2 separate regions of the Homo sapiens genome follow, and region 2 is linked to region 1. Evidence: read pairs that join two places in POLR2A ChIA-PET (ENCODE). Cell type or tissue: CD4-positive, alpha-beta T cell. All regions are shown on one strand. Links, peaks and the distances in the headings refer to the core of each region. The heading gives the core; the rest is flanking DNA.

Region 1 (6,349 bases), core at 2,239-4,738:
GGTGAACTAGCATGAGAGGCTAGGGATAGAACCAAGTGGATCAAGGGGTTGCTGGAAGATGTCAGTGCTTTGCACCTATTCCCATAGAGATTAATAATACATGACATGATTTTGGTAAGTTAAAAGTACCATGAATATCAGGAGCGGGATCTTCTGCTTGGTGGCAGCTCACGGTACTCCATAATAAACAGAAGTGGGAGCCAGTTGAAACAGCTTTTACTTATTTGGAGATGTCTCACTCACCCAAAGGCATCCCCATCTAGGCAAGATGAACACAGGAAAGTGATATTGCATATGGCTGGGAAGTTGATAGACTCTGGGAGGGTGCAATTTGTGGAAAAGAGTGGATTTCTAAGCCACTGTCCTTCTGTCAATTTTTGAGTATATTCTTGGTCTTTCTTGCAGTGCACACAATTCTACAATTGATCTTTAGGTGAAATAAGTTGGGAGATTTAGATTTAGAAGCATTGACCCTCTTTCTCCCGAAGATGCTACAAGGTCAGGTGCATTTCTGCTTTTATTTAAGAGTGTGATTAAAAACAGCCAGGGCCATCCTGGACCCAGCCGGCATTTCCCTGAATGTTCATTATTTTGAATGTATCACTAGAACAATGAGTGATAGAAGTGATGACATGATATAACAGAGAGAAAATCTGGGGTGAATGATTTCACAAGTTTGTCTCTGTTCCTATGATGGAAAAAAATGAAATCTGATTGTCTAGCCCAGAAGTGGAAGATATCATGTTATCTCACAACCTTTAAAGGTTTTACATAATATTTTTGAGACCGAGAATGCTAAAGCATTATTGCTTATGTTCTAGTTATAGGCCTATCTAATGGGTTATTGGTGAAAGACAAAGCACAGAGTCATGAATATGTCTCTGAAGTCAGTGCTGAAGCTGCCCTTGGATCTTTTGCCTCCTAGCCAGGCAGTGGGGGGTTGTCAGTATGGACTAATTCATTCCTGTAGTCACACTTTTTTTTTTTTTTTTGAGGCAGAGTCTTGCTTTGTCGCCCAGACTGGAGTGCAGTGGCACAATCTCGGCTCACTGCAATCTCTGCCTCCCAGGTTCAAGCGATTATCCTGCCTCAGCCTCCCGAGTAGCTGGGATTACAGGCGCGTACCATCACACTCGGCTAATTTTTGTATTTTTAGTAGAGACTGGGTTTCACTATGTTGCCCAGGCTGGTCTTGAACTCCTGACCTCAGGTGATCCACCCACCAAGGCCTCCCAAAGTGCTGGGATTACAGGCGTGGGCCACTGTGCCTGGCCAGTCAACACATATTTATTGAGCAGCTGCTATGTGCCAGGCACTGTACTAGGAAGTGGGGATACAGCAGTGAACAAAACAAAGTTCCTGTTCTCATGGAGCTTACAATCTAGTTGGGGGAGACAAAAAATAACTATGAAACTTATACTATGTCAAGTGATGATACATGCTATGAAGAAAAAATACACACAGTAAGGGGAAAGGTTGGGGTTTCTATCTTATAGAGAGTGGTCAGGGAAGGCCTTGCTACTACAATGAGCACAGATTGAATGGAGTGAGGGAAGGAGCCCTGTGGTTGTCTGGGGTCGGAGTGTTACAGGAAAAGAGAGCAGTAAGGACAAAGACCTCAGGCGGAATCATGCTCAGCACACTCCACCAATGGCAAGGAGGCCAGTGCGGCTGGAGTGACGTGAGCACGGGGAGGGTAGGAGATAAGGTTGGAGAAGAAGCCAGGGGCAAGACCACATGTGGCCCTGGAGTCCGTGCAAGGACCCTGCATCCTCTTCTCTTAGTGAGAAGAGAAAGCTTTGGAGAGTTTAAGCCAAGGAGTGACACGATTCAGCTGTTGTCATAAAAGACTCTGCTATGTGGAAATGTCCTCAGAGGAACAGGGTGAAAGCTGGGAGCCCAGCCAGGAGATGGCTGTGGCTGGGACTGGGGGTAGCAGTGGAGATTTCAAGAAGTGGGCAGATTCTAGACACATCTTGAAGGTCAAACTGATTGAATTTGCTGATGGATTGGTGGAAGGTGTGAAAGAGAGACACATAAGGATGAGCACGCTGTTTGACCTGAGCAACCAGAACTGTGAAGTTACCCATATTAGGATGGGAAAGATTTCTCAGGAGAAACCAGTGAAGAAAAAAAACGATGGGAAAGGCAGGGAGGAGAGAGGAATCAAGAGCTCTGTTTGGACATGTTAAGTTAGATGTCGATGGGGCACCGAAGTGCAGATGGTGAAGAGGCTGCGGGATATGCAAATGTGGAGTTCAGGAGAGGTGCTCAGCTAGAGATATGCATGTGGACAGCGTCGTTGTGCAGCAGTTAAGGCATAAGGCTGAGAGGACGCACAGATACAGCAGAGGCTGGACACCGAGCCAGAGTGTCCTGATGTTTGGGGGTTGAGAAGAGGAGCTTCCAGTCAAAGGTGACAGAGAAGGACTGGCCAGAGAGGTAGGAGGAGAACCAGGGGTGAGTCGAAGGAAGAAGTGCTTCAAGGATCAGGAAGGAGCTGCCCATCAACTACGTCAGTGTCGCTGATGGGTGGAGGGGAGAGGCCTGAGAATGAGCCACGGGATGAACGGTGTGGGTCATGGTGTTTTTGACAAGGGCAGGGAAGGTGAAGTGGGCACAGACAGTTGATTAAGTGGGTTCAAGAGCTAACAGGACAGGAAGGGAGTCACTGAGCGTGTTTCAAGAAATTTGGCCCTCTAGGGGAGGAAAGACATCCGGTGTAAGGGGCTAGCTGGAGGGAGATAGGGTGCAAGGAGTTTTTTTGTTTGTTTGCTTTCTTATATGGGAGATGTTTCAGCATGTTTGTAGTTAATAGATATCCAGTGAAGAGGGAAGATTTGAGAATGCAGGGCTGAGCTGCCCTAAACATAACTTTCCTCCCTTTTCTTTATTGTACAGCTTAGAGCATTGATCAATGTGTTCAGTAATTGTTTGTGGTTGATGTTTCTGTGAATATCTCTGGCATTTATTTCCCCTTTAGGCAAAGTTGCATGTCCCTCAAATGTGCCCATGCGACCAGATCAGATCCATTTAATGATGAAAATGCTTTGAAAAAACAAATCCCCTGACTTTTGTCTACCAGACCCTCTCAGTTGTTCTATCACTTAGTTGTAGAGGTGTCAGCTGAATCAATAATAATAAGCTACTATTATTGAAACCTTAGGATGTGCTTTACATGAATTATCTCTGTAAAACATCACTGTGATGCAGGTACAATTGATGATCTCAATTTAATGAAGAAACAGAAGCTTCAGAGGTTAAACCATATGTCCATAGCGGGGCAGGCGGTGCATGGTAGAGCCAGGTTCCCAACCAGCCCCCGTTGACCTAACCAGGACGCCCTAGAGAACTGCCCCCAACCCAGAGGGGCTGCGGCAGACCTTGGCCACTGCAGGCAGACTTCAGTACCGAGAGACTGCATCCTCTTCCCGCCCGTCTGGGCGACCCGCTGTGCCAGGAAGCAGCTCCGCCCCCTCCCCGACCTGGCTGTGCGACACCACCCGGGCTCGGGCAGCAGGGGGCGCTCTGCTGTCACGAGAGGCGGACCCAACGCGCCGAGAGCCTGGCTCCCGGACTGCGACGACTCCCTCCCCCGCCACCCACACCCCCAGGCTCTCCCCTTCCTCATTCTGCATCAGAGTTTGCTGCTGCTGCTGCTGCTAGCAAAGCTATCTCTATGGAGATTTGTGAAAAACCTCTGCTCTGGTGAAAGGGTCGTGGGGTAGGGGCGGGGTAGAGGTGGGGGGTGGTGGCCCATGGTTTCAGGGTGTTGGTGTTAAAATAGTGGGGACCCGGTGGGGACAGCAGGCTAAGGCCCTCGGCTATGCCCTGGGTCTGGCAGGTGGTAGGTGTCTCGCTCAGCTCCTGGAACGGGTAGATCCGCTGCGGGGCAGGCACTCAAACATCGCTTTGTTTCCTAAGTTCTTTCTGAGCAAGCTTCTTTCTAAGATCCCAAGCACTAGAACCGCTGAAATACAAATTCCTAGTTGGGAAAATCAGATTCCCGTATCTGCAGGGATGCAACAAAGAAGGGCAGCAGTGTCCTGTGGCTTTGAAGTGCATGTCACATGAAACAGGGCGAGGAGGGAAGCAGGTGGCATTAATCCTTCCCCGCCCTCCTCCGCCCCTTCTGCGAGGACACCACTGGCCATTTGCTGCCCTGGTAGCGGGGGAGGCACAGCTGGCCAGGGAGGCCCCAAATCAAAAGGAAGCCATGTGGGCTGGGCGCGGTGGCTCAGGCCTGTAATCCCAGCACTTTGGGAGGCCGAGGTGGGTGGATCACGAGGTCAGGAGTTTGAGACCAACCTGGCCAACATGGTGAAACCCCGTCTCTACTAAAAATATAAAAGTTAGCAGGGCAGGGTGGTGCGTGCCTGTAATCCCAGCTACTCGGGAGACTGAGGCAGGAGAATCACTTGAATCCAGGAGGCGGAGGTTGCAGTGAGCCAAGATCACACCGCTGCACTCCAGCCTGGGCGACTCCATCTCAGAAAAAAAAAGGAAGCCATGTGGTGGGTGCCTGAGCCTGGCGCCACCACAGCTGCTGGCTGCATGTGACAGCTCCAGTCCTGACCAGAGGGCCTCAAGTCGCATGGGAAGGAGGGGGTGGGGACACAGCTGCTCCCACCCGGAGCATGGCCCTCCTTAGCCCAAGCTGGGACCCACAAGCCCAGACCCAGAAGCAGAGATGTGAGGGAGGAGGAGCCGGATGTTTCCTCTTTCCAAAAGATTCCAGAATTGGCTTGGCTGCGTGGCCCCTTGCCCCTGCTGACAGCCCCCACACTTCCTGATTAAGTCTGGCTTCCCCAGGTGGCTGCTGCCCAGGACTCCCAGATGCAGCTGTGGGTGGCAGGAAGCAACCAGTGTCCTGGCATCACCCCAGACACAAACCTGGTCCCTGATTTGACAGCATCGCGTTGCCCTCCACCCACTGATGTGGTTAGAGCCACACATTGAGGGGCACAGAAAGCCCCCTCCTGCTGTGAGTTCTTTGCATTTTGCCTTTCCCTCTTGGAAGCAGCCAGTCCCAGAGCTGTCCTGATCTGTTTAGAACTACAGCTATTCCACCCTGCGCCTGCCAAGTGTAGCTGTACTTCCTGTGGACTAGATCTAAACAAACACAAAAATTCAAAGTGCGACAAGTATCAATCTCCTATCGAATGCGAAAAGTAAAGGAAGCACCTCACCCTCAAGGGACTTGTAATCTAGTTGAAGAGACGAGATCCAAATACGTGGGGAGTTCAGTATCTGGGAACAGTGAACATATCAGTTTCGACTACAGAAGAAGAGATGTCACAGGTCCCTTTGTGATTAATTATCAAGTGAGTGGTTCTGACAGTGATTGCTCCCCTTGTCTAGGGGAGAGAGGGCGTGCTTCAGGCTTTTGTGGTCAGGAACACTGGACTGGGGCAGGGGGCAGGGATGGTGCTGATGGGATGGAGGCCTGGGTTTGAGTTGCTTCTTGAAGGCTGAATGCATCAGAGCCTATAAATAGAACTCATGATTCTTTTTGCTTTGGAAAACATACAGACTAACCATCCTTTCTAGATTAGTGCCTGATTCCAGTTTACTGCCCTCCCGTCATCAGGGTGCTCAGAAAATGTAATTTGATAAGTAAAAATGCCTTTTATGAGAACCTATAATGTGCCAATTATTGCACAGTGTACATTACAAAAATTATTTCTGGTATTTTTTAGCAACACTTATTGGATGGCCATCCCCTACCCTAACCTACAAATGAATCAAATGGGGCTCAGAGAATGTAGGTATCTTTCCTGAGGTCACACATCCAGGTCAGGCATGGCGAAGCTAGAATTCAAGGCCTGTTCTTTCATACCCCAAAGCCGAGGGGCTGAGATTTGCAGAAGGGTCTGTAGCTGTTTTCCAAAGGGTTTCCCATATAGATGCCAAATTTCCCGCCTTCAAGCAGACCTCATCTCTTGGAGCCTTCCTAACATACTGCATGGATTGAGGACCCAGCTTTGATATTATTTCTTGTCTTTTTTTTAGGATAAGGGAAGAGAAGCCCAAACAAATAGGGTTGCTGCAGATTTCAGAATTGAACTGAAGGTCTGAACCAGAGGAAAATTTTCAGGAGGCAGGGATCCCAGTGACTCAAAAGTCCCTTGAGAGAAAATGGATGCCCCCCTCCCCCGTTCAGCTTTTTATTTATTTATTTATTTTGACAGAGTCTCACAAGGCTGGAGTACAGTGGCACTATCTTGGTTCACTGCAACATCTGCCTTCCGGGTTCAAGTGATTCTCCTGCCTCAACATCCCGAGTAGCTGGAATTACAGGTGCCCACCACCACACCCAGCTAATTTTTGCATTTTTAGTATTTTTAGT
Region 2 (2,500 bases), core at 1-2,500, 1.5 Mb before region 1:
TCAAACTCAAGTGCGCCCACATTCATCATCTTTACCACCACATTGTTTCTCCTCTCCAGGTTCCCCATTTTTTTGCAGCTTTGTAACTTTCCCTTCTTCTTTTAAGCTTATCCAGTCGCCAGCTCTTATTATTTCTTCCCTCTTTTAACTTTTATTTATTGAGACAGAATTTCACTCTTTTTGCCCAGCTGGAGTGCAATGGCATGGTCTCAGCTCACTGCAACCTCCACTTCCCGGGTTCAAGTGATTCTCCTGCCTCAGCCTCCAGAGTAGCTGGGATTACAGACACCCACCACCACATCCTGATAATTTTTGTATTTTTAGTACAGACAGGGTTTCACCATGTTGCTCAACCTGGTCTCAAACTCCTGACCTCAGGTGATCCACCCTCCTCAGCCTCCCAAAGTGCTGGGATTACAGGCGTGAGCCACCGCACCTGGCCTAATTTTTCCTTTACAGAGACACATAGATTCATTGTTTCCCTACTTATAGTACCATTACTTCCTTTTTTTTTTTTTTTTATTTGAGATGGAGTCTTGCTCTGTCGCCCAGGCTGCAGTACAGTGGCACAATCTTGGCTCACTGCAACCTCTGCCTCCCGGGTTCAAGTGATTCTCCTGCCTCAGCCTCCCAAGTAGCTGGGACTACAGGCACGTGCTACCACGCCCAGCTAATTTTTTGTATTTTTAGTAGAGAAGGGGTTTCACCGTGTTAGCCAGGATGGTCTTGAATCTTCTGACTTCGTGATCTGCCCGCCTCAGCCTCCCAAAGTGCTGGGATTACAGGCATGAGCCACTGCACCCGGCCTCTTCTTTTTTATTTTGAGATGGAGTCTCACTCTGTTGGCCAGGGTGGAGTGCAGCAGTGCCATCTCAGCTCACTGCAGCTTCCGCCTCCTGGATTCAGGCAATTCTCCTGCCTCAATTCTCGTGTAATCCCAAGTAGTTGGGATTACAGGTGTGCACCACCACACCTGGCTAATTTTTTTTTTTTTTTTTTTTTTTAGTAGAGATGGGGTTTTGCCATGTTGGCCAGGCTGGTCTCGAACTCCTGGCCTCAAGTGATCTCCCTGCCTCAGCCTCCCAAAGTGCTGGGATTACAGACGTGAGCCACTGCACCTGGCCACCAAATTTTTATGCCATCTAATGGCAATTTAGATTTGTATTAATCTGTTTAGACTTCTGACCTGGTTTCTGGACAGTTCTCTGCTCTAGGCTTGTATCTTTCTTTCAGATTATAGGATGATCAACTTTCCAAACATTAATTTTTCAGCGCTACCTAAATGAGGCACAGAAAATGTCTTCGTATGCTCCGAGCATTTTGATTTCCTCTCTGACGCTTGCATCTGACTTCTTTAGTTCTGCTTTTGTTTTGAGGCCTGGTTGCAGACTGTTTTTCACATTTTTCTTTTGTGTCTGAAATCATTATGTCATATTATTGCCTAGCAGTTTTGGTTCTTGTTTCCATTGTCTCAAGTTTAGCCATCTACTTGAGCTGTATGACTTTCAGTTTAGAACAAACTCTTCAGCCTGGCATTCATGGCCACCCTTAACTTGTCATTCTTATCTATTGCAGAATCTCTTTTGATTTTTTTTTTTCCAATGGATTCTTTCTGGGGTCACCATTTTGCATAACTCTAGGCAAAATCATTCAGGCTGTGTTATATATTAATGGTTTCCCATACTGGAGCATACTATGATTTATTATTTATGTTCTGTTTTCTCAACCCATCACAGCCATCCTTTCTTCACAGTGTGGCTATGAGATGACTCCCTGTAGTCCCTCCCCACTCCTCAATTTCTAGAACTGAAATGAGAGCTTTAAGAAATTCTGAGGCCGGGCGCAGTGGCTCGTGCCTGTAATCCCAGCACTTTGGGAGGCCAAGTCGGGCAGATTGCTTGAGCCATGGGCAACATGGAGCAACCCTGTCTCTACAAAAAAATACAAAAATTAGCAGGGTGTGGTGGTGTACTCCTGTACTGGCAGCTACTCAGGAGGCTGAGGTAGGAGTATCACTGGAGCCAGGGAGGTTGGGGCTACAGTGAGTGGAGACTGAGCCACTGCACTCCAGCCTGGGTGGCAGAGCAAGACCCTGTCTCAAAAAACAAACAAACAAACAAACAAAAAACTTGATGCCCCTATCAAAAAGCAGAATTCAGATGTTAACTGAATGATGACCAACTTCCTTGTTAGAAAATACTATGTTTTTATTAAGAAAATTAAAGTCACCTTGACTATAAAATCACCAAACTTTTGAAACATTATTTTCTAAACATCTTTACCTTGTTGGGTACTTTTTCTTCTACTGGTTTACATAAAATATAAGCTGGCCCTTTAATATGATCTGTTCTGAATCATAACAAAGCAAAATTTAGAAAGGAGAAATAACAAAAAGAATTCTATCAAAGATGATCAAAATGATCCCTAGCAACTATAACCATAAGTTACAATAAGTGAAATTGAAAATGACTGATTCAGTGGATTACCCTCCCAAGTTATT

Evidence for each region. ChIA-PET counts read pairs that join two places held together with the same protein. Peaks named below come from ENCODE experiments on the same cell type or tissue, not always from the same donor. Only the 100,000 strongest peaks of a DNase experiment are listed, where the experiment ranks them.
Region 2: POLR2A ChIA-PET joins it to region 1 with 5 read pairs; 1 of 35 experiments calls an interaction of 5 or more read pairs at or near these places.

Annotation. Positions count from the first base shown.
Region 1 is chr17:57,780,621-57,786,969 of GRCh38, reverse strand. No RefSeq gene overlaps it. Among named protein-coding and RNA genes, the nearest start is that of CCDC182, 38 kb to the right of the region's middle. RefSeq lists a silencer at 3,410-3,589. In CD4-positive, alpha-beta T cell, for the core only: a CTCF peak has its summit at 3,518 (motif pointing right); a DNase peak (open chromatin) is centred at 3,509; H3K27me3 peaks cover 1,793 bases.
Region 2 is chr17:59,276,156-59,278,655 of GRCh38, reverse strand. No RefSeq gene overlaps it. Among named protein-coding and RNA genes, the nearest start is that of YPEL2, 54 kb to the left of the region's middle. RefSeq lists an enhancer at 1,293-1,372. In CD4-positive, alpha-beta T cell, for the core only: no CTCF peak of the experiment used is centred there; a DNase peak (open chromatin) is centred at 1,435.